Regions from separate parts of the Homo sapiens genome. Here region 2 is linked to region 1. A link is a loop called in an ENCODE intact Hi-C map of the cell type or tissue named here. Cell type or tissue: heart right ventricle. All regions are shown on one strand. Links, peaks and the distances in the headings refer to the core of each region. The heading gives the core; the rest is flanking DNA.

Evidence for each region. Peaks named below come from ENCODE experiments on the same cell type or tissue, not always from the same donor. Only the 100,000 strongest peaks of a DNase experiment are listed, where the experiment ranks them.
Region 2: a loop joins it to region 1, with 5 times the contacts of the local background. A loop is called at or near these places in 10 of 110 quality-filtered maps.

The regions. Positions count from the first base shown.
Region 1 is chr3:73,111,387-73,127,827 of GRCh38, reverse strand. It overlaps LOC107986098 (a long non-coding RNA gene), which reads right to left. Exons shown (of 3, transcript XR_001740754.1): 2 at 13,492-13,606. Among named protein-coding and RNA genes, the nearest start is that of EBLN2, 58 kb to the right of the region's middle. RefSeq lists an enhancer at 16,392-16,441. In heart right ventricle, for the core only: no CTCF peak of the experiment used is centred there; no DNase peak of the experiment used is centred there.
Region 2 is chr3:73,472,252-73,488,692 of GRCh38, reverse strand. The region is part of intron 3 of PDZRN3 (PDZ domain containing ring finger 3); the gene reads left to right. Among named protein-coding and RNA genes, the nearest start is that of PDZRN3-AS1, 140 kb to the left of the region's middle. RefSeq lists enhancers at 3,589-4,122, 3,914-4,153. In heart right ventricle, for the core only: no CTCF peak of the experiment used is centred there; no DNase peak of the experiment used is centred there; H3K27ac peaks cover 2,209 bases.

The DNA of each region.
Region 1 (16,441 bases), core at 5,655-13,654:
GAGGATAGACCATCTAGGTTTGTGTAAGTACACTCTGTGATGTGCCCACAACAATAAAATTGTGTAACACATTTTACAGAACATATCCCTGCCATTAAGCGATGCATGACCGTATTAAAACTTAACACATGATAGCTGAAATTAAAAACACAATACCATTTACAATCACACCTAAGAAAATGAAATGCCTAGATACAACTGTAACAAAATACATACAGGATCTGTGTGCTAAAAATCACAAAACTCTTAGTAAAGAAATCAAATAAGACCTAAATACATGGAGAGATACATGCCATGTTCATGAATTGACAAACTCAACATATTAAAGATATCAATTCTCCCCAAACTGATCTATAAGTTTAATGCCATTCCTATCAAAGCATCTAAGCAAAGTTTTTTGTAGACATAGACAAGCTTATTCTGAAATTTATACAGAAAGGCATAAGCCCTAGAACAGCCAAAATAATCTTGAAAAAAAGAATGAAACAGGAGGATTCACTGTACTTGATATTAAGGCTTACTATATAGCTACATAAGACAATGTGGTATTGGTGGACGGAGAGATACATAGAACAACAGAACAGAATAAAGAACTCAGAAATATAGCCACACAAATATGGCCAACTGATTTTTCACAAAAGTGCAGAAGAATGGAGGAAGGATGACCTTTCTAACAAATGGTGCTGGAGCACATGGACATCTGTAGGCTAAAAATAAACTTTGACCTAAATTTTACACATTATATGAAAATCAACTCAAAATGGGTCCTGAACATAAATGTAAAATACAAAACTGGAAAACATTCAGAACACACATAGGAGAAAATCTTTGAAATCTGGGGCTAGGCAAAGAGTTCTTAGACTTAAAACCAAAGGTATGATCCGTAAAAGGAAAAATTGGTAAATTGGACATCATCAAAATTAAAAACATCTCTTCAGAAGACCCTGTTTAGAGGCTGGATAGACAACTCACAGACTAGGAGACAATACATCTGACAAAAGATATATAGAGCATTTAAAGAACTCTCAAAACCCAACAGTGAAAAAGCAAACAATTTAATTCAAAAATGGGCAAAACCGTGAACATAAGTTTCACTGAAGAAAGTACACAGATGGCAAATAATGACATTAAAATTTTTGTTCCACATTTGGATTTATTTTAAAAAGACATTAAAATATTTTCAACTTCACTAGCCATTAAGAAAAATGCAAATTAAAACTGTAATGAGATAATACTGCACACCTATCATAGTGGCTAAAATTTTTAAAAAACAGTGACCACCAAATACTGGAAAGGATAGGGAAACTAGATTATTCATACATTGCTAGTGGGAATGCGGAATGGCACAGCAACTCTGAGGTTGGCAGGTTTTTTTATAAAAACCAAACATGCAACTGCTGTACAACCCAGTAATTGCACTTTTAGGCATTTATCCCAAAGAAATAACAATTTACATTCACACAAAAACCTATACACAACAAGAAAACAGCTGTTCATAACAGCTTTATTTGTAACAGCTAAAAACCAGAAATAATCCAGATATTTTTCAATCAGTGAATGGTTAAACAAACTATAGGACATCCATATGTTGGAATATTACTCAGCAATAAAGAGGAACAAACTACTGATTAGCAACTTGGATGAGCATCCAGAGAATGATGCTGTGAAAAAAAAGCCAATCTCAAAAGGTTATAGACTGTATGATTTTATATATAACATTCTTGAAATAAAATTATAAAATCTGGCCAGGCGCAGTAAGTTCACGCCTATAATCCCAGCACTTTGGGAGGTCGAGGTGGGTGGATCACCTGAGGTCATGAGTTTGAGACCAGCTTGGCAACATGGCGAACCCCATCTCTACTAAAAAATACAAAAATTAGCTGGGTGTGGTGGTGTGTGCCTGTAATCCCAGCTACTCGGGAGGCTGGGGCACAAGAATCACTTGAACCCGAGAGGTGGAGGTTGCAATGAGCCGAGATGGCACCACTGCACTCCAGGTTGGGCAACAGAGTAAAACTCTGTCTCAAAAAAAATTATAAAATTGAATGCACACTCATTCTTGAAATAAAATTATAGAATTAAATACACACTCATACACATACATACACACACACACACACACACAAATGTGTACAAGTTAGCTGGGAAGACCTGAATAAGATCAGTGCATTGTACCAATGTCAATATCCTGGTTGTGATACTGTACTACAGTTTTGCAAGCTATCATCACTGACAGAAATTGGGTAAAGGATACATATATTACTTTTTCTTTTTTTTTGAGACAGAGTCTCACTCTGTTGCCCAGGCTGGAGTGCAATGGCACAATCTCGGCTCACTGCAACCTCTGATTCCCGGGTTCAAGCAATTCTCCTGCCTCAGCCTCCCGAGTGGGATTACAGGCATGTGCCACCATGCCTGGCTAATTTTTGTATTTTTAGTAGAGATGGGGTTTCACCATGTTGGTCAGGCTGGTCATGAACTTCTGACCTCAAGCAATCCACCCACCTCAGCCTCCCAAAGTGCTGGGATTACAGGTGTGAGCCACCGCACCCAGCTGATCTCACTATATTTCTTACAACTTCATGTGAATCTATAATCATCTCAAGTTTTTTAAGAAAAGGGAAAAAACAGAATTTCATTTTTTGTTTAAACGGGTTTGTGTATCAGAGCCTTCTCTTTTTTGCCTCTGCCGTTGCAGAGGCAAAACATGCCTGGATTAGTCGGCTTGGAGGATAAAAGATATGTGCACCAGAGCCCATCACCCTAGGTGCTCCAGCTGAGGCCACCTTAGATCTGTCAACAGCAAACCCATCCTCAGTCATGTGGAAACCCATGCAAAATCAGCAGAGCCGAGCACCAGCCGACCCCAAACACACAAGCAACTAATACTTACTGCTGAATACCACTGAAGGTTTTGTGGCTGTTTGTTATATACCATTATCATGGCAATAAATAACTGATACAACAGCCCAGTCTCAGAAAATACACAGCCAAGTTAGCTCCATGGAGGCAGGCAGACCAGCATCACTGGGTTTTCCATATAGGGATACAGCTGCTCCCACCATTTTTTGTACTTGAGTCTTGTGGCTCAAGTACAAAAAATTCAAAATCTCAGGAAGTGTCTGCTTGGCTTAGCTCAGATTCTGTCCTCAATGAATATGGGACCCCCTAAGGAAAACTGGAATACAATAAAAGAAGGGATAATAGCCCCTAGCCAGGCAAAAATGAAAGATGTCCTCTGCCAAGACCAACACGTAGTATTTACTTATGCCAGAGTGAGGGATTCACTTCTAAAACAGATTTTAGAATTCACCATTGCCATTTTTAAGTCATTTTAAGGGAGAACAGCTTTGGGAAAGTAGACCACATTGAGAGTCAGTGTAACAAAATAGTTAATAATAAATATGTTGACCCTAAAACTAGACTGTGTGGGTTTGAACTCAGCTTCTCTGCAAAATTACAAACTTCTTGAGTTGAGCAATTAATTAATTTGAAAAATGACATATCCTACACCCAGATATGAAGAGATTTTTTCAATGTCTATTACCACATTTAAAGCTCCAAAAGTCCTGAAGTGCAGAAACCTGTGTATGTGGGATTAACTCAGCATACCACTCAGGTTACTACGACAGAATGGTTTAGGGGCAGGCTCAATTTGTATCCTGGCTCTGTGTAACCTTGGATAAATCATTTAACCTCTCTGTGCCGCAGTGAACTTATCTGTAAAATGGTGATAGTAACTGCACCTATCTCACAGGGTGATAACTTAGTTATTCTGTGTGTAAAGCATTTAGAACAATGTCTGAAGCATAACAATTTCCAGTACATGCTGATTATTATTAATTCTTTAATCCTTTGCTTGCATAAAGAAATTCTTTGCTTTATCATTCCTCCTGGTGGATGAAAACAGAATTTACAACATTTGACCTGTGAGTTTTAACAAGAGGAAAGGCCATATGTCAAATTTCATCCCTTGGCAATTGAGAGGGAATAACTAAAGAGCATCATAAATCCCTAAATCCTGATTTTAACAGCTACAGCGACTGATCCTTTGATACCTAACATCCCATTTCACTATTGTAAATGTCCAAATCCTTTCAAGGTTTCACAAGGATACTTTATGGCCATTCCTCCATTGATCACATGGCTTACTGACACAACACAGCTGAGCCAACCAAGTCTTTCAGTATACAGAGCAGCTCTCTTCTCTGTTTGTGGGCATTGGATTAATAGTCAATGGTTGCCATGGCTGTGTGGTCATCACACATTGGGCCACACAGGATTAGATCAAGGGAAGCCTCCTGATAGAGTGGGCTAAATAAGTAATTTTTCATCTCTGAAGACCTAGGTTCAAACCTCACTGACACCACAAGATAAAACAGGTTTTGTGGTCTCAGTCCATCCCACAATTTGTCAAAATCCAGCAGAAATGAAATCCTTCTTGAAGGCCATTAATCAAGAACACGAAGTCATCACAGTCAAGGATTGATGGGTTATAGGGAAGCTAAGAGCTACAGTGGGCATCGTTGGCCTAATTAGAAATGGCTTCTTTTTGTTAAGAACTTCTCCAGAACATAGGCTCAGAAGTAGACAAAGGCACAGACAATAATACTACCAGTCCCCATCCCCTCCTCCCTACCCCTGGCAGATAGTCACCTACTTTCTGCCTCTAGAGAGCTGCCCATTCTGGACATTTCACATAAATGGAAGTAGATAATATGTAGTCCTCTGTGCCTGGCTCCTTTCACTTAGCATGTTTTTAAGAAACATTCATGTCATAGTATGTACCAATACTGCATTCCTTTTTATGGCTACATAATATTCCAATGTAGAGATACACCACATTTTATTTATCTGCTCATTGGTAGATGGACATTCATTTTGTTTCTACATTTTGTCTAATATGAATAGTGCTGCATGCTTTATTTTTTTGTTTCTACATTTTAGCTCACATGAATAATGCTGCATGCAAGTTTTCATACACAAGCATGAAAACACATGCACAAGCTTTTGTGTGCACATATGTTTTCAATTCTCTTGGGTATATATATCCAGAAGTGGAATTGCAGGATCATATGTAACTCTATGCTTAACCTTTTGAGAAACTGACAGTTTTCCAGTGTGCACCATTTTACATTCCCAACAGCAGAGTATGAAAATTCCAATTTCTCTGCATCCTCACCAATACTTGTAATTGTTTTTCTTTTTTATTATAGCTATCCTTATGAGTATGAAGTGGTAGCTTATTATGGTTTTGACTCGTTAAACATATTTTATGTGCTTACTGGCCATATATATTATATATTTTTATATATATAAATAATCTTTAGAGAAATATCTGTTCAAATCTTTTGTACATTTTTAAACTGGGTTATTTGTCTTTTATTGTTGAGTTGTAAGATTTCTTTATGTATTCCAGATACTAGTTTTTTATCAGATATATAATTTGAAAATATTTTCTTCCATTTTATGAATTGTCCTTTCAATTTCTCGATGGTATCCTTTGAACCAACTTTTTTTTTTAAATGAAGTTCAATTGATCTAATTTTTCTTTTGATGCTTGTGCTTTTGGTTGGGGATTTCTTTTAAGTGGCAAAGCCATAAAGAAGACAGGAAATTTTGAATCACTCATAAATTCTATAAAGGCTGCCTACTTGATGTTATGAACAGTCACAAACCCTTCAACCCACAGTCTGGGGTATGTATATCTTTCAGTTGGCCCACAAAGTAGCTTTGTTTTAATGGAGCTGAGGTAGGAAGTGGGGCTCAACTCCAGAGGCAGGGCTCAGACACAGGAACAAATTGAAGACTAGCTAAAACAGGGATGGGGGTGGAAGAAGTTTCCCATAAGACACACCCACCACTGGGCCATGTCAGTTTACCATTGCCATGGCAACACCCAGATGCTGCCACCCCATTCCATGGCAACAACCCAACAACCTGGAAATTACCACACTTTTCCTAGAAATTTCTGCATAATCCACCTCTTAGTTTGCATATAAATAAAGTAGGTATAAATATGACTATAAAACTGCCTCTGAGCTGCTACCCTGGGCACACTGCCAGTGGGGTAGCCCTGCTCCACAAGAAGTAGCGTCTCTGCTGCTTTGCACTGCCACTTCAATAAAAGTCGCTGTTTAACACCACTGGCTCACCCCTGAGTTCTTTCCTGGGCAAAGCCAAGAACCCTCCCAGGCTAAGCCCCAGTCCTGGAGCTTGCCTATCCTGCATCAGAGCCAAGGTTTAAAAATCTGGAATTTCAGCCTCTACAGAAATATTTGAAAAACTGGCCATATAAGGCCATCTATTCCCACACTCTACAGGAATCAAGAAGTGGCTACCACTTTAGCTGGGCCCTAGACAGTATTTACTATTCTCATTATTATTAGCAGCTGCCTCAGAGCCTCAGAGGCCTAGTTCCTCTCTCTGTATCTTTACAATAAATCTTCTCCTTGTAGTAAATTGAATGCATTGCTTATAACCTACATATTCCCAATAAAATACATAGGAGTATTTTCTTTTAGCAGGCAGACCGTAAACGACATTAATATGAAGGGAAGAGAGAGAGCCCTCTTCCTCTTTACTCTGGTATTTCCCAATAGAGCAGTAGCAGTACTCTCCACCTCCCCTTCATGTCCTACCCTGGGATGGTACAGATGAGGTCTTTGAGGGTGGATAGAAGGAGGAGGCAGGGCAGTGGGCTCAGGACTAAATCCTTGGCCCAGCCCTGCCTCAACTTTTACATTAAACCCAGGAGTCTTATTTTTAAAATGGAAACACCAGCTGCCTAGGTATTCTATTAGTCAGCATTCTCTTGGTTATGGATGGCAAAAAACCTTGCTCAAAGCAGCTCAGGAGAAAGGGGGAATTTACTGGCTCACATTCCCAAATCAGGGTGTCAGCAGTGTAGGCATGGGCCCAGGAATAGCTAAGGCCATGAACTGGAGCTCTCTCGACTTCCCACCCATCTCCTGTCTCTGCATTTCTCTGCAGCACTTCTGCAGTCTCTCTTCCCACAGAACTATCTGTCAAATGCCAGAGATCACAGAGGCCTGACACACAACTCCCAGACTCTCATCCCTATATCCTTGGCCAGAGAAAACAGGGCCTTTTTCTCCCCAGTCCAATTTGAGAAAGTCCAAGGAAAACCTCTGATTGGACCAGCTTGAGTGACCAATTGCATTCACTCATGGACCAATCACAGCAGCCAGGGAATGGGATATTCTCATCGGCCCACCTGGGTAACAGACCAACCCTTCCAACCATGACTCTGGTCAGAGAGATATGGTTCTGTTATTTAGATCAAATGGCCAGGCCAGGTGCAGTGGCTTTTGCCTATAATCCTAGCACTTTGAGAGGCCAAGGCAGGTGGATCACTTGAGGTCAGGAGTTCCAAACCAGTCTGGTCAACATGGAGAAACTCTATTTCTACTAAAAATACAAAAATTAGCTGAGCATGGTGGTGTGTGCCTGTAATTCCAGCTACTCAAGAGGCTGAGACATGAGAATCGCTTGAACCCAGGGGACGGAGGTTGCAGTAGGCTGAGATCGCACCACTGCCCTCCTATAGTCCAGCCTGGGTGACAGTGCGAGACTCTGTCTCAAAAAAAAAACAACAAAAACCAAACCAAACCAAATAAAACAAAAAGGCTAAAGTGTGGCAGGAGGAGGAGAGGATGAGACCGGCATGAGTTGATCACTGAAGGTGTGTAGACATGCCTGGGATGCATTTCTTAATATATAAGAACTATTAGGAATGAATTTTTTAAATGATGGTCAAAGGAAGAATGTGTATCTGGCACTTGCGTTGTTTCAAATAGCGTGCCATTTACTTTTTAATGTTTCTTATGGTCTTGTAGGGTATTCTTTTCCCTACTTTGCAAACAAGCAAATTAAATCCAAGATAAATTAGGTAATTTACCCAAAGTTCCCAAATGGACAAGTGACTTCGCTTCTACTAAGGATAATGCTAAACTCTTCACTTGTGCCACCATTCCATGCTGTTTTGTTTTGTTTTGTTTTGTTTTGTTTTGTTTTGTTTTGTTTTCCCCTGGAAAGACGAAGGTTTAGAAACAGCAGCAGAATTCATCAAAGCCTCTGCTAAGCCCCTCCACCCAGACCTCCGGCCCCTCATGTAGAGGAGATCTCTATAGACCTGGATAGCAAACAGTTACCTGGCTAGTCAGCTCTGACTAATTTAAATTGGCCTAAAACAATAAAGAAAGAAGACATGTGAAGCTGCCTCTGGGTTGAAAGATTTAAAAAAAAAAAAAAAAAGATGCTGTGATAAATCGACAATGTCTGTCATGAGCAAAGGAAAGATAATTTAATTTCACCCCCAAATTACTAGACAAGAGAGTATCACCCTGATTATTTTGACCTCTAGATGATGTTTTTATTTTCTATTGCTATCCAACTTTCCTTTCAACATACTTTGGAATAACATTACTTTCTTTCCTAGCATCCTTCTTTCTGTACCCCCGAGTTCCTGAAATGCTGCCATGGTTAAAACATCATTTATTAAGATCCCCTGTTACTATACTTTGCTCTTCATTCTTAGCGCCTTGTGGCCACTCTGTTTCTCTTATGCAAGTGGGGGTCTTACATTATTCTGTGCACATCTAGCTCCCGCATAGCTCAAAGCATGGATCTGCAGCCTGCAGCCTCTTTCTTATTTATCAAGACTTTCCAGGAAGAGCAGGGTCTTCACCATCTTCACCAGCACAGCTTTCTCATAACCCATGCAATAAATATAATCATACATAAGTAATGCATATACAAAGAGATTCCTTTGCCATTGAAAAATGCACAACTGTGCAGATCCCAGATGCACACACACACATATACATGGCTTCCTAAACCCTATAAAGAAGTGCTATAAACTCCAACTTTTTTAGGATGTGTGTGTATGGAGAGAGAGAGAAAGCTTCCAAATTTATACATTCTACTCCAGTCCATTAGTGAGAAATGGGTGAAAAAAACAGTTATACAGACATATAATAGGATAACACACAGCCACAGTCATCAAACAAAGCAAGCAGTGGATCTACAAGTCCTCGTATGGAAAAGTCTCCACCATAGGTCATTAAGCAAGCAAAGCAAATCGGCCTATGGAAAATTGTCAAAACATAACAAGGGTGTTCAAAGATAATGGGCAGTCACAGATACCAATATCCACCAACAGGGAGCAAAGCAAAGATGTATGAACAGTCCCATTTCTGATAAGACAATAATATATTAGCATATATCTTACAAGTAAATCTGAAGGCCAGGCATGGTGGCTCACACCTCTAATCCCAGCACGTTGGGAGGCCAAGGCGAGCGGATGAGTTTGAACTCAGGAGCTCAAGACCAGCTTGGGTAACATGGCGAAACCCAGTCTCTACAAAAAGATAATAGTAATAATGGTAATAATTTTTTTTTTTAGACAGAGTCTCGTTCTGTCACCCAGGCTGGAGTGCAGTGGTGCAATCTTGGCTCACTGCAACCTCCACCTCAGGTTCAAGCAATTCTCCTGCCTCAGCCTCCTGAGTAACTGGGATTACAGGTGACTGCCACCATGCCTGGCTAATTTTTGTATTTTTAGTAGAGATGGGGTTTCACCTTGTTGGCCAGGCTGGTCTCGAACTCCTGACCTCGTGATCCGCCTGCCTCGGCCTCCCAAAGTTCTGGGATTACAGTCATGAACCACTGCACCTGGCCATTATAATAATTTTTTAAAAAATAGCTGGGCATGGTGTTGCACACCTGTAGTCCCAGCTACTCAGGAGGCTGAGGTTGGAAGATTCTTGAGCCCAAGAAGCAGAGGCTACAGTGAGCCAAGATTGCGCCACTGCAGCCTGGGTGACAGAGTGGGATCCTGTCTCAATCAATCAATCAATCAATATGTGAAAGACTATATGCCACCATAAAAAGTCATAATCCATGGGAAGTGAGATCACGAGAGACGTTTACTTTTAAGGTTATACATTTCTATAATGATTGAATGTTTATTAACAGAAATGGGTTAAGATTTTTTAAAATCTACTTCGTAGAAATGGAGGTGTCATTTAGATTTAAAATTCCACCTGAGGCCTCCCTCAGAAAGAAAGGAGGGAAGAGGGGAAAGAAGAGAGGGAAGGAGGGAGGGGAGGGGAAAGGAAACAGGGAGGAAGAGAGAAGGACTACATTAAGCTCCTCCTTTAATGTAGAATCGTAACCACTAGGATTATTTTCAACTACCTGCATAAACCAAAACTATCAAAGGCTAACTTTTTAAAGTTGGAGATGAAATGCAGCAATGTCCTGAAATATAAAAGGCCCTATATCCAGACACAGCCTCTCTCCCTAAGTGCCTGGGGGAATTGGATTCCTCCTATAGCCTCTCTTTCCCACCTCTCTGAGGTTCCTGAGCTCCGCCTGTGTATGTCAAGACACACTTTTCAGTGTTCCGGTGCAGCCCTGTGGCCTAGCAGAGCTCACATGGCTTCAGTATTTCCATTTCCCGCCTCCCCGCCGGGATGACAGCGAATTCTCTCCCTACACCCCTGATATTTCCAACTGTTGTATCTTGAAAGAGACACTCAGACTATTTGGCCCAACCATCATGGTCAATGGAAACGGGCTTCTTTGACATCTTTTCTCTCCAGATTACTTCTCCTCTGATCACTCCTCATGCCACTGGATCCCTTCGGCCCTTGGACGACAATCAGGCCTCACCTTGAGCCCCTCGGGGAGCCATCCCAGGGCAATCTCCTCATGGCCATCTGTCACATCTTCAGACAGGGCAGAAAGTTGTTCTTCCATCAAGTGGACTATTCATTCCCCTCCACAAATTAACTCTCTGCTCCTCTCATCCAGGTCCCCGCTGTGTTATTGTTGTGACGCGCTCCATCCTTCCAGTCGAGGTGACTTTTCATGGTTTTCCTAGAAACCTTGGTTTGCTACCATGTATGCCTTGATTAAAAATGTGCTGTCGGGTGAAACATACTATTCAGGGGAGGGTTATTTGTTAATTAGTAAAACAAATCAGGTCAAATATTTCTCATAAAGATTTTGCACATCTGCAATTCTGAAATGGCTTACATTTAGCTTCTTAAGTGATTTTTTTTATAAAGAATAAACACAAAAGAAAATCTACTTTTTTTAGACAAGTTCTAGAAGTAGTAACAACAGAGACCTTATTTGTTCCTGTATCAATATTTTTTCACACAATCATGCATCAAAAAAATCATTATTTTTAAACTATTGCTTTTGTTTTTGTTTGAATTTAAAAGTAGGGGCGGTAGGGTGTAATGGTTCATGCCTGTAATCCTAGCACTTTCGGAGGCCGAGGCGGGTGGATCACTTGAGGTCAGGAGTTCAAGAGCAGCCTGGACAACACAGTGAAACCCCAACCCTACTAAAAATACAAAAATTAGCCAGGCATGACTCGGAGGCTAAGAATCGCTTCAACCCAGGAGGCAGAGGTTGAAGTGAGCTGAGATCGCACCACTGCACTCTAGCCTGAGTGACAGAGCAAGACTCTGTCTCGTTAAAAAAAAAAAAAAGTAGGGGCTACCTAGGTGAGAGAGGCCATTTGACCCATTCTATTATTTGGGAAGGCTTTTTGCTTTGGACCATCCACCCAATATTTCATAAAATTCGGATGCTTTTTGGATAAGAGGTCTTCAAACACAGGGTTTACTCCATTTATACAATACCTCTTTACCTGTTCCTAAAATTATATGGGCAAGTTGCTCACCTCTCTCATGGGCCCTGGCTGAGAGCAGGAGCCTCCTGTCTTTATTCACTGTAGCTCTCTTAGCATGGTGCCTGGCAGGCAGGAGCAGCTCAATGTGTGCTGCCTTAGTGAACTGCCATGTGTTATGTTCTATTTTTATTCTTTTTTTAATTTCTTATTTTTAGAGACAGAGTCTCACTTTGTCACCCAGGCTGGAGTGCAGTGATGCAATCATGGCTCACTGCAAGCTCGACCTCCTGGGCTCAAATGATTCTTCTGCCTCAGCCTCCTGAGTAGCTAGGACTACAGGGGTGTCCTACCACACCTAGCTAATTTTTTTAGTTTTTATAGACACGGGGTCTCACTATGTTGCCCAGGCTAGTCTTGAACGCCTGGACTCAAGTGATCCTCCCTCCTCAGCCTTCCAAAGTACTGGGATTACAGGTATGAGCCACCTCACCCCGCCATATCTTTATTCTTGATTGGTCTTCAATCAGGCCATGGCTCCCCCCAGCCTTGAGGAACTGGAACGGACAGACTGTGTCTCACTTATCTTTTTATTCCTAGAAACTGGCACAAAAGCCCTTAACACTTTAAAATTTTTTCCAACCTCCAGCTATAAGCCAGGCATTGTGGAAGATACAAAGAGAAGAAAGGTAGGATTGCTGCCTGTGATAACCTGCCTTTTATTTATAGTAACAGTGATAAAAATGACTCAAATGCAAATGTTTAATATGAAACTGTGTTAATGCCACGCATACATTACTTCGTTTCATTCTCCCAACAGCCCCTTGATAGAGGGTGTCTTCCCCACCCCCACCCAAACCCGCAATTTTACAATCAAGGAAACTACAGCTCTGAGCAATTAAGGAATTTGCCTTGGTTCTAACTTGCTGTCAGCTAGAGAGGGCAGAGCAAGGATGCCCACCCAACACAATCAGGAATATTGAGCAATACTTGGCAGTGTGTGGTTTCACACGCAGGATGATGGGAGGGCCAAGAAGGACACACCATAATCAAACAGCAGTGAGGGCCACTGTTCCAACAAAACTGCTAGGGTTGCAAGTGACAGAAATGGAAATCCAACTCAATGTGGCTTTAAAAAGAGAGAAAGGAAATTCATTGGCTCAGTACATGGAAAAGCCCAGCCATCTGAACGTAGCTGGATCCCAGATGCTCAAACAATGTCAGGAAGGCTCATCTCTAAGCCTGGGTTCCACTTTCCTCTGGGTTCCTTGCCAGGCAGGCGTCTGCTCTGATGATGGCACAGATGTCACCAGCTCCAGGAGCACATCTTGCAGCTTAGCATCCCCAGCCAAAAAAGAGGGCATCATTCCCGGGAACTCCAGCAAAGTCCTGAGTCTGACTCTTATCCCAAGCAGACTGCTGTGTGTGTGACTGGCCTGGGTCATTTTCCCACCCCAGTCAATGTGAATGAAGTTGTGGATCAATCTCCCCAAGCGGACATGGACCTCAAGAGGAAAGGATTAACCCCAAGGCACTGGCCACCAACAGGCAAAGATAGCACAATTCAACTCTGGCCACCATATTTGTTTAGCTTCTCTCCCAGCCTGATACAATAAAATAACATTTTAAAATTAAATGTTAAGTTAGTAAAAGTAATTGTTATAAATTAAATAGTAAAAATTAAATTATTTCCATTTAAAAGATGTAAATAAAGAATATAAATGAAAATTTTAAATATATGAATGAAATAATTTTTTGAAACTACGAGCAGCTTTATGATAGGCTGGCTGTGAGCTGTAAACTAGAAAGGGAGAGAAAGTTACCTGTAAATTTTTCTTTGTCCACAAAAATAAAGGCAGATGTCTGAGTGAGCACCAGCAAATGCTACAGAGGCACTTCTTATTCCAATGGCTGGGAAATGGTGAATTAATCAAGAATCTGTCCAGATGAGATACAAAAACAAAAAAATATATACACAATATTTTTGAAAATAAACATTTTATTGTAGAGTGATTTTAGATTTACAGAAAAGTTTCAGTGATAGCACAGAGGGTCTCCTTATACCCCTCACTTGGTTTCCCCTTTTTTTTTTTTTTTTTTTTTTTTAATTTGAGACAGGATCTCACTCTGTCACCCAGGCTGGAGTACAGTGGTGCAATCATAGCTCACTGCAACCTCAACCTCCTAGGCTCAAGTGATCCTCCCACCTCAGCCTCCTGAGTAACTGGGACTACAGGTGCACACCACCATCCCCAGCTAATTTTTTTGGATCTTTTTATAGAGATGAGATTTTGCCATGTTGCCCAAGTTGGTCTCTAACTCTTGAGCTTAAGTGATCCACCCGCCTCGGCCTCCCAAAATGCCAGGATTGCAAGTGTGAGCCACTGCCCCAGGCCAGTTTCCCCTGTTATTAACATCTTATCATGATTTGTCAAAACTAAACTGACATTGGTACATTTCACCAATTTTTTCATTCATATCCTTTTGTTTGTTCCAGGACCCAATCTAAGCTACCACATTGCATTGAGTCATCATGTCCCCACAGTCTCCCATGTACTGTGAGATTTTCTCAGGGTTTCTTCATTTTTTTATGACCCTGACAGTCTTAATGAGTGCTGGCCAGGTATCCTGTAGAATATCTCCCATTGTGGGTTTGACTGATGCTATTCTCATCTCATCTGGGGCTACATACATAACATTTTGTTTTAACTTCAAACATATAGATTATCATCACTAGCCAATATTTTGATGAACGATGAATACCTTTAAGGATGGGTTCCCTAATTGGAGTTGCACATCTTCCTTGCATGAACCACAGCCATAATGTACCATCTCTGAATTCTGGATTCAAGTTCTTTGAAGAAGCTTTATCAATTAAGAATGCTTTGGGTTGCAATTAAGAATGGCTTAAGCAATGCAGATATTTAATAATCTTATATATCAAATACTCTCCTCTCTCTCTCTTTTTTTTTTTTTTTTTTTTTTTTAGACAGAGTCTTGCTCTGTCGCCCAGGCTGGAGGGCAGTGGCGTGATCTTGGCTCACTGCAACCTCTGCCTCCTGGGTTCCAGTGATTCTCCTGCCTCAGCCTCCTGAGTAGCTGGGATTACAGGCATGCACCACCACACCCAACTAATTTTTTTTTTTTGTATTTTTAGTAGAGACAGGGTTTCACCATGTTGGCCAGGATGGTCTTGAACTCCTGACCCAAGTGATCTGCCCTCCTCAGCCTCCCAAAGTGTTGGGATTACAGGCGTGAACCTGGCCCCAAGAAACATTTTTAGGGGAGTTAGGAAGTGAGATGGGGAAGGAAGGAACCCGTCCAGATGGCGTTATCAGGCCAGCTACCACTGTAGGCACCCGGAGCTTAACACTGCTGGGCAGCTCTGGGAAGCAGTGCAGAGCACACCCCAGAGCCATCACGCCAAGGGCAAAGGGCTGGGGGACTTATACAGTGGCTCCTGCCAGTCATCTGGGAGGCAGATCTGGGGGTGGGAGGGGGGGTGCTAATTCTCCAGCACTTTGGGTCAGAGTAAGGTGTGTTTGTTTACCTGAGTCAGAAAATCCTCAGGTAAAAGGATGCCAGTGTTGGCCGTTGGAATCAGGCCTGTGTGCACTGCAGTGCAAGGCAGAGAGGATGTGGGCTGGGTCTGGGCAGTGTCCACTGTAGTCTTTTTACCTGGACAGTCTGTTCTGTCCAGCACTCAGCACTCCTCTCTCCCCACCTTCTTGAATCATTGAGGCCCATCTAAGCTTACTCCCTCCTTTACTCATATCCCTGATCAGCAGGTAGTGCTGTTAGGACAGCGTAAATCTCACTTCTTATCTGTATTTCTCACAGAGCCTAGCACAGTGCTTTGATGGGTAGAAGCTCTCTCAGTTGACCCCCGTCTAGCTTACTTCCCGATTAGCTGCTGATGTACAGTCCCTCAGCGAAACCCCTACCTGAGGCCCCTCGCTCACCCAGGGCACAGGCACCCCCTACACCTCCCTGCTGCTGACTCGGTGCTCCCCTTGAGTGTCCTGCGTTTGTGCCTAAACCTGCTTATGTCAGCTGTGATATAATTTACAATAAATCAACTAAATTAAGTGCATTGAATAATAAATGAATTAAATTGAACATTATGTCATCTGATTAGACACAAGTGCAAACATGGTCTTTTTTTTTTGACACATGGACATGTATGTTTATTGTAGCACTATTTACAATAACAAAGACTTGGAACCAACTCGAATGTCCATCAGTGATAGGCTGGATAAAGAAAATGTGGCACATATACACCGTGGAATTACTACGCAGCCATAAAAAAGAATGAGTTCATGTCGTTTGCAGGAACATGGATGAAACTGGAAGCCATCATTCTCAGCAAACCAACACAGGAACAGAAAACCAAACACCGCATGTTCTCACTCATAAGTGGGAGGTGAATAATGAGAACACATGCACACAGGAAGGGGAACATCACACACCGGGGCCTGACGGCGGGGTTGGGGGGCAAGGGGAGAGAGAGCATCAGAACAAATACCTAATGCATATGGGCTTAAAACCTAGATGACTGGTTGGTAGATGCAGCAAACCACCAAGACACATGCATACCTATGTAACAAACCTGCACGTTCTGCACATGTATCTAGAACTTGAAAAAAAAAAAAAAGAGGAAGAAGTTCAAGTCCAGGCTGGGCCACACTGGTGGACCCCGTTCCTTTAAAAGGTCACCACCACTCGACTGCCAAGCTGAGATCTAAGGACCTCCAAGAAACATTGAACACGCTC
Region 2 (16,441 bases), core at 2,834-10,833, 360 kb before region 1:
TAATAGAAAGATAGGAAGATGCCTCCCCTTACCTATGAATATAATTTCTTCTAAGGGCTAAGTAAGACATAAACAAAGAGGTCAGGACAAAGAAAGGCCGAGAAGGTGAGAGACTTGTAGAGATGGTAGGCAGGTGGCTTCTTGGATGACAAGTCATTGAAGCCAAGTCCCAAGCTATGAGAAGGTAGCATCCAAGGGAAGAGCTGGGAAGATTGTTCCAGGCAGCAGGGACAGCCTGTGCAGAGACCCTGTGGTAGGAAAGAACCTGGCTCATTGGAAAAACTGAAAGAAGGTTTTGTGACTGGGGCCTGGGGACTAGGGAGGAGAGTACCATGGGAGATAGTAGGAAAGGTTGATAGGGGCAGGCAGATATTTGGAGACAGGGTAAGTTTTATCATCATAGCCTTTAATTTCCCCAAGTGGTAGCTGTATCTTTCTACTCCTCCCCATCTTGGGTTAATTTCTTCCTAAAAGGCAGAGGCTTTAATCCCAAGGAAACCTTTAATAGAAAAATTTACATTTTAGTTCATTTGTTTCCTTAAAACGGGGTTTCATCTGGTAGCTATCAGACCTGTGCTGGCACCTGTTGTGGCAGTTAATTTAAAACTCAGAACACTTTGTGCCTTTCATTTGCCCCCTTGAAATATAAAAGCCTAGTGCCACCGTTGCAACCTTATTGAAAAGAGCTTATCTAAAATTGGGGAATATCAGCCCACAGTAGGCATATAATGTGTTTTTCTCCTACACACTGCTGTGAGATAAGAAAATGGTTTCTAGGGTTCTCATTAGGTGATGTTTCTGGGAGTCTTTGCCCTGTTGTGAAATGGCCTTAAAGGTGAATGCTTTAAGTAATGAGCAGCCAAAGGCCCCGCTTCTGGCAAAGAGCAAGAAATTGCTGGAAAGGTCAGATGGGTTTCAAAAATGTTCTGCATTTGCCTCAAATAGTGACACAGGAATTATTCAGCTTACATAAGAGCTGTTTATAGGTGCTTGGAGAAAATCAAGGTTGTGATTGTTTTGGCTATTTAATGGGGCATATCTGTCCCAAATTTATGGGGGAAAAAAAAGAAAGTAAGTTTTAGCCAGAGAAGAAAGCTTAGGGTCACAGGAGAACAGAGCTTCGAAACGGCCTGGACAGTCCCAGCAGTCATTAGCTGGGATCAAGCAATTGTGACATCTTCATCTTGTGTATTGTAATGAACTGATTAGTCCACCCCTCGGAAAACATAGAAAAGCAAAGACAGCCTTCTCCTGGGAGGTGTAAAGAGTGAACGTTTAAAATGACTGTCTAGGTTCCTCTGCTCCGTTTTATTATTTAAGTACTTATATTGGTGGCTTTTCCCCCCAGAGGTAAAAAATCATTTGCTTCCTTTTTAAAGAAGAACGTGACCCTCTAATAATAAGGCACAGAATTAAATGCCACTTAAATTTATTATAGTTAAAAAAAATTTTTCTAGAAAGTGGCTTGAATTTTAGAACCTGACACTATCATGTAGGAAATACCTATAAATTTAGAGATATTGAAGTTATTGAAAAAAAATCCAGCAAGTTGACATTTAGATGCCCCTATTAAAAGTCAATTAATATTGTGGATTTTTTATTATATTGCTATAAAAATCCATTTGATTCTCATGTAGATGAGAAGTTTTGAATATTTAGATGTCTTAACTAATTTATTGGGGGAAAGAGGAGACAAGGTGTAAAATACAGTGGGCACCAACTTTGGAGCAAAAAGACATTTTAACTAGACAAAGATTTAGCTTATAATAGGCCATAAGTTTAAGGCTGTTTCTTAGGTTGATTTATTTATATCTCTCCAGTCCTTTCCAAATAATCAGTTTTCCTGATATGAAATAAAATATCTGACCTTTGATATGTCCGATGATAACGTTTAGTTGTTATCTATGCCAATCAGTTACCGCCAGCTTTGCAAATAATCACAAAACAAAATATCTTCCAGCTCTGCCTCCCAACTTAACCAATGCTACATTGAGGAAACTTTCATAGACCTGACAAATTGCATGTATGACTTTTTCCTTCTTTTAAAATTATGGTAAAATATACTTATTATTTTACTATTTTAACCATTTTTAAATGTACAATTCAGCGGCATACATTACATTCACGTTGTCTTACGTCCATCACTTCTATTTCTTAACCTTTTCATTACCCTACACAGAAATTCTGTAACCATTGAACAAATGCATGGCTTTTTGTTTATTTTTTGGCTGGTTTAATGGGGCTGTTTTCAGGCTTTTAAGAATCATAATGCTTGGTGGATTGATTTTTTTTTCCTTCCACCTCATGCTCTTCTCCATTCTATGAGTGCCCTGCCAGCTCCAAAGCCATGGGAATCCCCAGCTGTACACTTGTGCCTGGATTGGAATCCCACCCCTCCTATCCATGGGCTCTTACACAGGCCATAGAACTTGGAGTTATTGCCCATCAGAGTCAAATTCAAGCTGTTGACCTAAAAGCGAGCCATTCCCAGCCACTGGCATCTCCCAGCCCCCACTGTCTGCTAATGTGCTTATTATTTTTCTGTTTCCTTCACTATGCAGTCTCTTCTTGCAGCGTGCTCTTTCCCAGCTTCCTGTCAGCTTTATCCACTTACCTTCCTCTGATGAAGATAAAGGTTTTTTGCACAAAATCTGCTCAGCCGCATTCCATGCTGTGTGCTGGCAAGGGCATTGCTAATAGCTTTAAAATTCACTTAAAGAAATTGGAAACAGCAAGTCACGTGCAATCATTGTCAGGCATGTTGTTAATTACTTGATAGAGATGCTATATGGACTGCCTTTTGGTTGTAATTAGAGGTTTTTATCATCTTTGCCTTGCCTGTAAGCTTTTCCAAATTTCTTTATGAACATTACAAGTGGAGATGGATAGGCTAACACATATCAGATTACCTGCCAGTTTCCCTGAAATTGTCTTATTTAATTGTCACTCTTTGCATGCCACTTGCATTTCTTTGGGTGCTTGGATTAGAAAAATGATTTTTCATCGTCTTATAGTTTAAAATTAGCATTTCCTGCCACCAGTAAGTTTGGACTTGACCAAGATCTCATTCAGAAAGTTGTTGGAAGATTAAAATACTCTCACCTATGCTAAAATAAGAGCTTAATTCTTTGCAATGCTTTGTAGTATTTGACTTTGAAGCTGCCAGAAGTTTTAGTAGCCAAGTAGTAGTAGGAAAACTACTTCAACCACGAAGAATCTGAATTAGGAGCAAGCTCTAAACCACTGAAAAATATTTCAAAATTTGTTTGAATCTGTAAGGGTCTTCTTTTGTAAAGAAGTAAAAAGAGTTTGAGGAAAGTATTTCTTATTCCACGATGATGCTATTAAAATATTAATATTATAAATATTAATATTATAAAATAATATAAATTATTTTGATATTACCAATTATAAGTTAATTGGTAATTTTCCTGAGTGCTGAATCTGTATGTCAGATTTTTTTCTGGGGCTATGTGTGTCTATCATGTAATATTAGGTTGGTGAAAAAGTAATTGCCACTCAGTGGCAAAACCGCAATTATTTTTGCACCGACCTAATATTTCATGCTCAGAACAGTCTTGAGACAGGTATCTTCATTCTTCTTGTTTTACAAGTCAGAGAACTGAGACTAATAAAAAGCTTGTTTTTGTCGCTTACTTGGGGCAAAGGAAGAAAGGTTAGAATAGATGAATGCTCCTTCTGGTTTCATTTTAAAGTTAAATTTACTCTATTTTAATCTCATCTCACTTCCTCTAGGAGAAGGTTGGCTCGCCCTGGTTTCGGGTGCCTCCCAGTCTGCTCAAAAAGAAAGCCCAGGCCTCCTTTATACCAGCTTCTAGGACTTTCATATGCAAACGCATCTGCTGGGAATCTTGCTAAGAGGCAAGTTCTGATTCATTTCCTCTGCAGAGGAGCCTGAGATTCTGAATTTCTAAGAAGCTCATGGGTGTTGCTGGTGCTGCTGGTCTGTAGACCACACTAGGAGCAGCGAGTATATTTCTGTATTTCACTCCTTCCCAAAGCCATACCTAGTCCTCTTCAAGGTACTGCTACATTTCTCTCTTATCCTTTAATACTAGTCAGCTTGGAAGAACAATCTGCTGCAGCTTTCTTTTCTTTCCTTACTATCTGTGCTATAGTTTATCTTCTTCCCCCAGCTCTCCATGAAGCTCTTCTGTCAGAGGATTTGTAGGGCCTTTCTGCCATCACATCCAACACATACTGTCAGTTCTCACCTTTCCCTCTGTTCTCTGGGGCATCGAACTAACCACCCCCCTCCATTGGAAAATGATCCTCTGACCTCACCACTCTGGTGCATACACTGGGTAATCTCATGACTTTGGCAACTCCCAAATCACCCATGCGTCTGCTCCAGAACCCTGATCTGGGACATCTCTGCTCAAATGTCAATATACCTCAAACCTAAGGTATATGAATCCAAACTCTTGCACTTTCTCTTTCTCCTTCTCCTCCTCTTTGCCTTTCCAGTCTTTCTTAACATAGGACACCTTAGAGATGCTTTAGACTCTGCTTCTCACACACCCGCTGTCAATTCCTTCCAGTTCTAACTTTAAATTATTTCTCATATCATCCCCTCCTTATCCACCCCAGGCCCCCGCATCATGTTTGCCAGGATTGTTATACCTCCTTCCATAGATTCTACGTCCCTCCACTTTTTTCTTCCTTCCTGCAGTCCTTTCTTTTATAATACGTTCAAGCATTAAAATTTTTCTAAAACCTTGATTTGATATATATTTTCCTAATGGGTAAAGTTCTGACGGCTTCCCAGTAAAGAATATGGTTCTAGTCACTTTGCCTGGCCTCCAAGGCCCTTCACAGCCTTTTTCACACACACCACTTCCCACTGTAGCCGGCTCTGCCCAACCCAAACGTCAGCCAGACTGCCTCCCAAATACATCTGGGAATGTTCTGCTGCCACGCCTTTGCATTCACTGTCTCCTCCTTCTGGGCTACCCTTCCTGGTATGGTCAATTAAACCCACCTCACCTGTTCACTGATTGGGTTGTAGTTGTCATTTCTAGATTTCATATTATCTACCTCACTTTGTAGCATATGCAATTAATTTATGTCACTTCCATATATGCCACTTAAAAAATAAGTATATATTTGCTTAACTATGTGGCAGCCACTTTCCCCAGAAAAGAGAGAATGGCAGGAAACCTGAAAGAGCATCATGATAGCATCTGGAAAATGCAAAAATACATTTCTTCTTTTCTGTAAACACTTCAGCATTTGTGAACCCAGGGCACATTTCCTCCCTGGGACAGCCAACAGCACTGTGAAGATATGGTTGACAAGAGTATCCAGCTTACATTAAAAATGCATCTAACTAAAAGGGTTTAAGTCAACTGCTCTTTCTTGCATCTTCATTATGTTGACTTTACAAATGGGGAAAAAGCAAGTTCAAGAAGGAACGTCTCTGTGGCTTCCTATAAATTGCTTCAAAATGAAGCCTCTTCCCTTCATCCTTGTAGATTTTTCTTGGTGACATTCTCCTTTCTGAGTGCTTTGAGCAGCCACTCAGATGCCTGGTATCTCTGTGACAATCACAGTAATCTTTTCTTTGTTAATTGACCTCCTCTGAAGTACGGAGAAAGTTTTATCTTCTACCCTGGATTATAAAGCAAAGGCAAGGCATGCGTGTTTGTTCTCTTCTGTTCTCTAAGGCACTAGAGTTTAATTTACGGTAAAATAAGTACCATCAAAAGCAATTTCCTAAGCCCCTTGGTGTCCAAGGAAAAATCTGCATATGTAATGATGAAAGCTAGAGAGCAGTGCCTTCTTTGGATTGACCCAAAGCAAGTAGCATAGCTTCTGAATCTGCACTGAATAAACAACAGGTTGTGGCCTGTCCTCAGAAACAGTGTAAGTTAAAGATCCCATAAATTCTGTGTCACTATGTAATGGTGTCTTATAGCAACCTGGGGTCCTTTACTTTTGTTGCTGGGGGGCTGTCCAGACCAGCCCTGAGGATATCCAAGGGCACTACCCAACTCCTTAAAGTGTGTTTAGGTATTTAATTGAGCTTGCCTAGGGGATTTCTGAGACAGAGGAGAATTGCCACCTTTGGGGTACATGATGTTTTAAAAAATGGAGTTGAAGACTGTCAGAGATTTAAAAACAAATACAATAATAACAACAAAAGCCTCAGATGAGCCAGGTAGTAAATGTGTGATTTGGCCATTCTGAGACGCCTAGATGAATGACAGTCACTATAAACGCGTAGGAGAGGTTGTGTCTATCTAAAGTTGTCCACTATTTTTTTTAGAAGAGAATGAAGAGTTGAGACTCTCCAGTGGATTTATCTCCTTTTCTTTGTGGCTTTGCTTTAAGGATGGGCCCAGGGTTTATATCATAATGTGTTTTCTCTTAGAAACAGGGAAACAATCTAATGAACTAAACCTGTGGTGGTATGCATATAATTGTTCTTGAAATGAATTATAAATACAGTACAATTAAATAGACACAGTTCTGTGAAAAACAAACTTGATAAGGGAGCAGCTAGCTCTTCCCTGCTTCTATCTCATACCTGCGTCAGACATAACTAATCATCACATTCTTATCCTCAGAGTCCACCCATGGCTCCAGAGTGCTCTCAGTGTTATCACTCCAGGCAGCCACTGTCAATCTATCAAAGATGCTCTTAATGTTGAAAACCATTTGTTTGCCATTTTCGCATAATGGAAAGAATGCTAGGCTGTGATTTAGGACATCTGTGTTTAGTCCTTAATGCTACCACTAGCTAGCTTTGTGTGGGGGTGCGAAGGGATGGTTTCTGTTTTTTGGAAGGGAAGGAGGAATTCTTTTTTTGTCTTTTTCTCTCTTCTGGACTGTTCTTTTCTATAAAATGATTGAATAATCGTTGAGGTCCATTATACTTTTAAAATTACACTCTTTAAGTTTTATGAACAACCTATTTATAAATTTGAACATTTCCATTTTTAAGGGCAAGAAATAAGAGTAAGAGGTTTGCTGCTCATGAACTCAATGGGTATCTCTGTGTCCAGCTTTCAGTCTTATAGGAGATAGAATCCTGCCCTCAGGCCAGGTGTGGTGGCTTACGCCTGTAATCCCAGCACTTTGGGAGGCTGAGGTGGGCAGATCACCTGAGGTCGGGAGTTCGAGACCAGCCTGACCAACATGGAGAAACCCCATCTCTACTAAAAATACAAAATTAGCCAGCCATGAAGGCGCATGCCTGTAATCCCAACTACTTGGGAGGCTGAGGCAGAAGAATCCCTTGAACCTTGCGGTGAGCCGAGATCACACCATTGCACTCCAGCCTGGGCAACAAGAGTGAAACTCCATCTCAAAAAGAAAAAAAGAATCCTGCCCTCACACATTTTATTAATTTTAATAAATTGTATTCTCTTCATTCTTGGTTATTTCTAAGTCAAGGGAAAAGTTTAGTCTCTGAAGTGATAAACTCCTGGCTGAGCACTGTGACCCATTTACCCTCTGCTGTGCCTAATGACCGCACATAGTCTTTGTGTCAGAGGGCTCAGAGCCATGTAGGAATCATTAGAGAGCAAGAAGTCTGTATGCATAGAGGTGAGAGCACGGGTATCTGCATCAGTACAGGCTGGGGCCACATTGCAACTCTGCCATTTACTAAACATGACTGTGGGCAATCACTTACTCAAGCCCTAATTCCCTAGCTGTAAATGAAGAATAATATGAGTATGTAATTCTTAGGATGATTGGCATTAAATGGAATAGTATATATAAACAAGCCATCAGTGACCAGAAAAAATTATAGAAACAGCTTGTGCTCTTATTTTGTTGGGAGAGAAAATGTTATGGAACATGTTAAGAAAGTAATATGAATGCAAGGGTCTTTGGCCAAAGTATGCGTACTAGGTTGGGAGCAGGGCTTGGGGAAGGACACTGTTTCTTTAGACAGATATATCATCTGGTGATGCTGTTGTACCGGATGCCAGAGATACAGAATCAATTAAAGACAAGACTTGACTTTTAAGGAACACACAGTATGGTGGGGAAAGAAGTGGAAATATCAACCCTGCTTCTCCATGTGCTTTTACAGAGGCAAGCGTGCACTCTGGGTGATGGGGTAGGCAGGAGGGCCAGGGGAGAACTTTCTATGTCAGGCTTGAAAAGCTGGCTAGAGAGTATGTCCAGGAAAGAACAGGGTGGAGTATGCAGTCAGCATGATTGAGAAGAGAGCCAGACAAAGAAGTTAGACTAAAATTTGGAAGCCTTCCCAAGCCGAGAGACTTATGTGTGCAGAAAACCAAAGGTCTGAGACTTCTTGCCTGGATCTTGAACAAGAGCCAAGGAATTCTGCTTGAATTTCAACAGAGGCTTCAGAATATGGAGGGTCAAGGGAGGTGTTAAAACCAGATCACAAAGGGCCCGCCCCAGGTGCTAACCTCTGAGAGGTTTGAATTCTTTCAGTCATTATAGCCTGTTGGCCACTGTTTTGACAACAGTGGCTTCAGCCAGGCTGGCCTTCATGCCCCAGTGGTTTTAGAATCAGGGCATTCTCTGACAGGTAGTCACAATGGCCAAGGGCAAACTGCTATGTCTAGTGATGGGGGAGTATTAGTAGAGTTATTAATAGTTAGACCCTGGCCTCAGGTCCTACCCCAAGGATGGTGGCTTGAACTTCTTCATAATTGGATTGCCCCCAGTAAAATCACATTACAAACAAAAGAGTTTATTGGAACACCTGGTGCCTGTATCTGTATTGGAAATTGTATTCCAATGTACTACCCTGTCCCTTGCAGCTAATCTAATTTCCTTTCCTTCCCCTCATCATCTACCCCCGCCCCCCGCAACTCATACATGTTTAGTTTTACAAAATAATACCACCTATAGCCATGTATGAATCATATTTTTCTTTTATAGTGAACGTGAGTCCCCACCACATTTGTGAAAGGGGAGTTGAGTTCACACAAGGCATTGGGAGCACAGGCCTGGGCTGGGGTCAGGCAGGGGAGATGGGATTTTTGGGGGTTGCTCCATCCATCTGGTTATGTTATTTGAGGAGGCTGAGACCAAGGGAAAAGGGAAAGGCTTGGGCCTGTTCAGCAAACTCTTATTACAAAGACCATTTTGAAGCACTCTGCTGTGCCAGCACAAATCGTGATTGGCTTCTCAGGCTGAGCCATGCACCGATGAAGGGTTTGAACAATTCCGACAGGTGCCTGGCCTGAGCTACAGCGGGCTGGTGGATGACTCCCCTCGGTATTCCTGGAGAGTTATTGAATGTGGCCAAGCAATGAAATAACAGTGAAAAGGGAAGTCACTTTTTTTTTTTTTACTTTGAGAAGGTGTATGCTGGCAAAAAGGAGCCTGTCCATGCCAGAGAGACCCTTGTGGTCATATTCTGCTAATTGGTCTCTTTACAACTTGAAAACATTGATAAACAGAAGGAATTTAACTTTTCTTCCTTGGGGGCTGAAAGAGCATGGATGCTCAGAGTGGCAGTTTTATTTGAAGTTGCTGGGTTATTCTGATATACAATGACAGTATCCTAAAGAAATGAGATCTTTAAAAGCCAGGACCTTTTTCAAGCAGTCTAAGCTCAAAGGAGCAGAGAATTATTGAAGGTAGAACAGGATTCAGGCCACATTTCTTTTAAATGCTCATGGAAGTCAGTCTTGATAGTGAACAGATGTTCATTCAGTGCTGAATTATTAGGTTGGTGCAAAAGTAATTGCGACTTTTGCCATTACACATAGAACCTAAGTTTCTGCTCTGAGAATAAAGGCTAAATGCTGATTAATCCATTCTGTAAGACTTGGCCAAAATGTGTTTTTAACCATTATTAGCATGTAGTTTCTTTTAGCCCCATTTTAATCTCTTGTGGGTTATAACCCCACTTGGGATGCAGTGAAGAAAAAAGCAACATGGTTCAGAGAACTGGACCTTTCTTTTGACAGTTTAAAATTCTACAACTATTACTGACCTTTTACAACTATTACAACTACCTTTTCAGTCAGTGGTCCCCAACCTTCTTGGCACCAGGGACTAGTTTCATGGAAGACAGTTTTTCCACGGACTGGGCGGGGCAGAAGTTGATGGTTTTGGAATGATTCAAGCCTCTTACATTTATTGTAATGCTATTATTACTACATTATTATTATTATTACATTATTATTATATTATTATTACATTGTAATATATAATGAAATAATTATACAATTCACCATAATCTAGAATCAGTGGGAGCCTTGCAACTGGATGGTCTCATCTGGGGGTGATGGGAGACAGTGACAGATCATCAGGCATTAGATTTCTATAAGGAGTGCACAACCTAGATCCCTCTTAAGCAGAGTTTGCAGTAGAGTCCATGCTCCTATGAAAATCTAATGTCGCTGCTGATCTGACAGGAGACAGAGCTTAGGTGGTGATGCAAGTGATGGGGAGCAGCTGTAAATATAGATGAAGCTTCACTCACTCACCCACCTCTCCCTTCCTGCTGTGAGGCCCAGTTACTAACAGGCCACAGACTGGTACCAGTCCTGGGGTTGGAAACCCCAAGTTTTAGATCACAGTTCTATACAGATTCAGGATTTGGCCAAAGTAATGCAAATTCACCCTTCTTTGCTTTGATTTCATCTCAAAGTGATGTCATTTGGCTGTGTCCCCACCCAAATCTCATCTTGAATTGTAATTCCCATAATTCCCGTGTTTCTTGGGAGGGACCCAGTGGGAGGTAATTGAATCATGGGGGCAGGTTTTCCCCATGTTGTTGTCATGATAATGAATAAGTCTCACAAGATCTGATGGTTTTATACAGGACAGTTCCCCTGCACACGTCCCTTGCCTGCCACCATGTAAGACATGCCTTTGCTCTTTATTCACTTTCCGCCATGATCGTGAGGCTTCCCCAGCCATGTGGAACTGTGAGCCCATTAAACCTCCTTTCCTTTATAAATTACCCAGTCTTGGGTATTTCTTAGAGCAGTGTGAGAATGGACTGATACACAAAGATAGTGATGATTTAGGGATTCATGGCAGCATCTAGCCAGTTCCATACCCTAAATGTCATTGACATTCAATAAATCCTTAAATAGGAATTTAAAAATCTTGATTTATGGGTGATTTTTTGCTCATGAGCGTTTGTTTTCATTATTTTTGAATGTTGGAGAACATTTTTGCACATTAGGGAATACTGTTGGCTCAGCAGCCCTCACCAAGCAGACTTTAATTTTAATAATCCAAGACTATGGTTAATCCAAGACTGTGGACAATCCAGGAATTATCTGTCTCACTTTTAGCATGCATTTCTGTTTGTTCATTGGAGACTGCTTTGTCAGAGATGACATTCTGAGTTAAGAAGATGGATCTTGGAACCAGAGAGACCCGGAATTTATATTTTTTGCTTCCTAGTTATGTGTCCTGGAGCAAGATACTTCCTCTTGCTGAGCCTTGGTTTTCTCCTCTGCCTAATGGGTATAATAATAGTCTTTATAGCTAACATTTAATTAGTGCCTACTGTGTGCCAGGCACTGTTCTAAATGCTTTGTCATTTAATCTATAATACAACCCCATGAGGTGTATCAAGGTATAATAATGATGGTGCCTGCATAATAGAATATGATCCATTATTAAGCAAGATAGTTCATGAAAAACATTTCACATGCTGTCTGATACATTATAAGAACTCAATAAATATATGGTATCAATGGTAGTTACTGTAGTTATCTATTGCGTGTAACAGATTGGCCTAATATTTAGTGCTTAAAAAAAACCGATTGTCTCACACAATTTCTGAGGGTCATAAACCTGGAAGACACTTAGCTGGGTAGTCCCATGAGGTTGCAGTCAAGCTGTCTACTGGTACTGCAGTCATCTGAAGGCTCAGCTGAGGGTCGGCTTCCATGACGGCTCACTCACAGGGCTGTTTGCCAAGGCCTCAGGTCTTCACTGGCTATTGGTAAGAGGCCTCAGTTTCTCTCAACATAGGTCTTTCCAAAAGGGATCCTTGTGATACGTCAACTGGCTTCCCCCAGAGCAAATGATCAAAGAGAGGGTACGTGTGTACAAGAACAAGCAAAAAATGGAAGATGCGGTGTCTTTTATAACCTAACCATGAAAGTAGCAGCCATCAGTCCTGCCATCTTCTGTTGGTCACACACAACAACCTTGGGACAGTGTGGGAACATACTACCTGATATGGTTTGGCTCTGTGTCCCCACCCAAATCTCATGTTGAATTGTAAACCCCAATGTTGAAGGGGGGTCCAGGTGGGAGATGATTGGATCATGGGGGTGGTTTCTCATGGTTTAGCACCATCCTCCTAGTGCTGTCTAGTGATAGAATTCTCACAAGATCTGGTTGTTGGAAAGTGTGTAGCACTTTTCCCTTCACTGTCTATCTCTCTTCCCTGCTCTGGCCAGGTGAAGATGTGCCAGCTTCCCCTTCACCTTCTGCCATGATTGTAAGTTTCCTGAGGCCTCCCCAGCCATGCTCCTGTATAGCCTGTGGAACTGTGGGCCAATTAAACCTCTTTTCTTTATAAATTATCTGGTCTCAGGTAGTTCCTTATAGCAATGCAAGAACGAACTAAGATATTATCCAAGGGCCTGTGTACCAGGAGGCAGGGATCATTAAGGCCATGTTGGAGGCTGACTGCCACAGTGGTCTGTGTTTCTAAGAATGTTAAATCACATTCCAAAACCATGAAGGTGGGAAGCTGAGCTTAGGAAAACTTGCCTGAAATTAAGGATTTGCCACCAAAAGCCTATCAGCCTAAGCAATCAGTCTGTGGTACATTTTGCGGGTAGGTGCAACCACCATGCATGTTTGAAGGGTGTTTCCTGTGGCTTCTAATTTGCATATCCTGAGATGGTATCAAACGCTTGCATTTGCTCCTTTGCCATTTCTTCACTCCAGCTTTTACTTTAATATTCTGGTACATATTTTTTGATCATCCAGTACTGTGGGCATGGCTCATCTTACAGTCAGTTCTAAAAGTATATAGCAACCCCTAGGTAAAAGTTCATTTCATTACCAACTGGCTGAAGGCAGTGAATTTATATTCAATCACCCATCTGAGTGTTTTCCCCCGATTTTCTGGGGATGGATTCACTGCAGTATTCCCTTAAATGGATTTTTTGGCCTTTCTCTCAGGCCTGCATTTGACATTTTCTCAAGAATGTTTATTTTTTAATTTACAACTTTGAGAGGTTTATTTTATGAGATGGGTTTTATGCAACAAAACATAATGGGTTCAGAGTTGGGGGGGGAACCCTGTGAATTTGAAATTGACTGCCATGAGGAGGAATTATTCATTTCATTTGTGGGAGAAAAATGACAGCTAACAGGAAAGTAGAAAGGTTTCAGGTCTCAATTCACAGATGAACAAATCGCCTTTCATAAGTCAGCACGCTTGGTGTTTTGTATTTGCCGTAAATATCTGTGAGGCTTTTGGAAGGATGTGATTAGGGTATGATCTCTCAGTGGAGGGTTTTTGCAGGGTCTTCTTGGTTAAAGGGGCCTTTTGAATTAAAACGGAAGAAAATGAAGGCCCTTGCCTCATGAACATCAGAGCTTGGAGCCAGACTGGCCTGTCTTTATTCCCTTTCTTCTGTGTAGAGCTGGTGGTCCCTTCTGTTTTTCAAAAAGAAGATGCTTGGATACTCAATGCCTGGACTTGCTCATTCTAATAATATAATGGTGAAATATTAACTTATCTAAGTACTGGAAGCTTCAATAACCATTCTGCCTGACTCTTTGAGCAGAAAAGACTGTGGAAAAACCACTGTGCTCTCATTTTCACCCTCACACCCCACAACCCTCCATTAATTTCCAGGCATCACCCTTCATTAGCCACCCCAGGGCTGAAGGACTGTGTTATGAGGCTGCAGGGTCATGAACCTCACCATCCACCCCTTGGTTCATTTCACAGCTTGCTCCTTTCTTAATACCTTATGGCCCATTTTCCCCCCTTCACTTCGCAAGGGGAACCTTTCCCAGGGCCTGAAATGGATGGGGCTCCTGCTGCTCCTCTTTTGTTCAGTGCCTCCCTATTCTGTGATCTTAAAAGTGTACACCCTTGCCACAACCATAGCATTTGCTCAGTACTCTCAACATAAACCAAGCTTAGATCGCAATGAAACTGCGGACCTGCAGGCTGCCTTGCTTCACTGAGTCAATTTTTAAATGAAGATGGAACACAAGAGGATGATCTTATTGTTCAGTAAATTTACTCTAATACATAAACCCCATGGTGGAAGATGGTATTTGGTGAGTTTAATCTGCTCCACCTTTTTTAATGAATAAGATAATTATAAGATGTGATTGTATTTGCTCATTATACACCACCGATAGCAGTTTGCTTTAGAAATACTGCATAGGTAAAGTAAACTTCCTAAGCTGATCAAAGCAAGGAGAAGGGCGCACCTGCCAAGCACTGGGAATTTTCCCATCTGTCTGTACCATGAACCATGTTACCTTTGATCTTTTTCTTTGGTGATTGACAGGCTGGTGAAAACCATAGCAACTTCTGAAAGTGCCTATCAACGTGGCAGTGGGAGCAAAATTAATGTGTGTTTTCCCCCAAAGAAGATACTAGGTGTGTAAAGGAATGGTTTAGAAGCATCAGGGAGACAGGGTAGCACTGTGGTTAAGAACATGGACCCTAGAGCCAGATAAGCTTAGGTTTGAGTCCAGGCTCTACCGCTTAGTAGATGTGTGACAAGTATATTAGTTATCTGTTACTGTGTAATAAATTACTCCAACACCTAGTGACTTAAACAGCAACCATTTATTATGTCACACAGTTGCTGAATGTCAGACACCCAGGAGTGGCTCACCCGAGTGGTTCTGTTTCAGGGTCTCTCACAAAGCTGTGTTAGGATGTTGACTGGGGCAGCAGTCATCTGAGGCTTGACTGGGGCCAGAGGATCCACCTCGAGGTTCACTCCCATGGCTCTTGGCAAGAGGCCTCAGTTCCTCACCACGTGGGTCTGCTCCTGGCATTTTACTCAGAGTGAGTGCCTAACTTCTCTGAGCCTCTGTTTCTTCATATATCATATAAGGAAAAGAGTAGTACTTCAAAGGATTATAGTGAAGATTGAATTTCAATGAAAGTGCTTAGCATGTCATCTGATTCATGATTAAATTCTCCCTTACTCTTCTTACCATTTTTATCATCATTGTGATCGTCACCTACCCCATAATTCCTATAATGTTTAAATGGGCCTATGTATCTCCAATTTCTGTTTTTTTTTTTCCTCTTTGCCACCAACAATCTTCCCATTCCTCTGAATTTCAAATTCTTTCTTGACTGCCTACAATTAGAACCCATCAAAATGTCAATACCCAAAGACAGATGGAGCCCTCCTGGGGTCTCAGTTGGCTGCCAGGACATGGAAGGATGTGGCTAATGGTAGAATTTGCAGAGAACTTGCACCAAATATTGGCCCTGTCATTAAAACAAAGAGAAAAAAAAATATTTCTGCGAAAGAGTTTTTGGTCAGAGAACTATAACTACAGTTTGAGATGAAACACAGGAAAAAAGACATAGTGGAAGGTTGTAGAATATATACACAGAGTTCACTTAATAAGAGATATTAAGTAGAGAGCATCTCTATCTGTTACACTCCTTTTAGGGGCTCTTAGGATCTTTGGACTGTCTTCAGTGATAAGGCTCAGGTGTACACATCCAAGTTTGCCTAGAATTTTGAGAGGTCCCCAGATATCGTCCATTCACTGCACGTTAATTAAATCTATATAAACAGACAAAGAATGCAGTAAAGACCAACATGGTATATCTTGAATGCATATTTGTATTGGAAAGTGAATAGTAATTTGATATTCCTTTGTACATGTCAAACAGTCATTTATACAAGCACACATATTAAACTTTTGGTGTTTTTGACAATTTACTTGCTAATCCAGCTTTCTGAACGATACCAGCTACCCATAATTTGTTTTTCTCAGCCATGATGTAATCATTAAGTTGCCATAATGAAGATTGAAGGTTTAATAATGGAAAGTGTTACAAATTTCAATTTAATCATTCCTAAATTGATTAGCAACTTTCCCCAAATGCCTGGCCACAGAAAAACAGAGAGCTAAGAGAGACAAAGTGCTGTGGTCCGAGTTTGATAAATGGTGCTTTGGTGCAGCTGTAATTGAGTTATTGAATTTACTCATCTTCCAAATGATGTTTGCATTGTCTCAGCCATATGTGTTGAGGGCCAGAGAAAGGTCATTAGAAGCTTCAGACCGAGGGCATATACGGGTTACAGCAATTTTGAACAGCAACACCGTGGTTAGTCAATTAAAAGGAACACCCAGCAACGTGTCCCTGAGCCTCTTGCCACAGAATGGTCAGTGGTGAGATCCCAAAGGCCTATTTAAAAGAGTCTGAAGATTCTGTAAGTAAATGTCTACTCTCGGCCTCAGGCTATTTAGCCCTGACAAATGACGTGGGTGAGCCCCT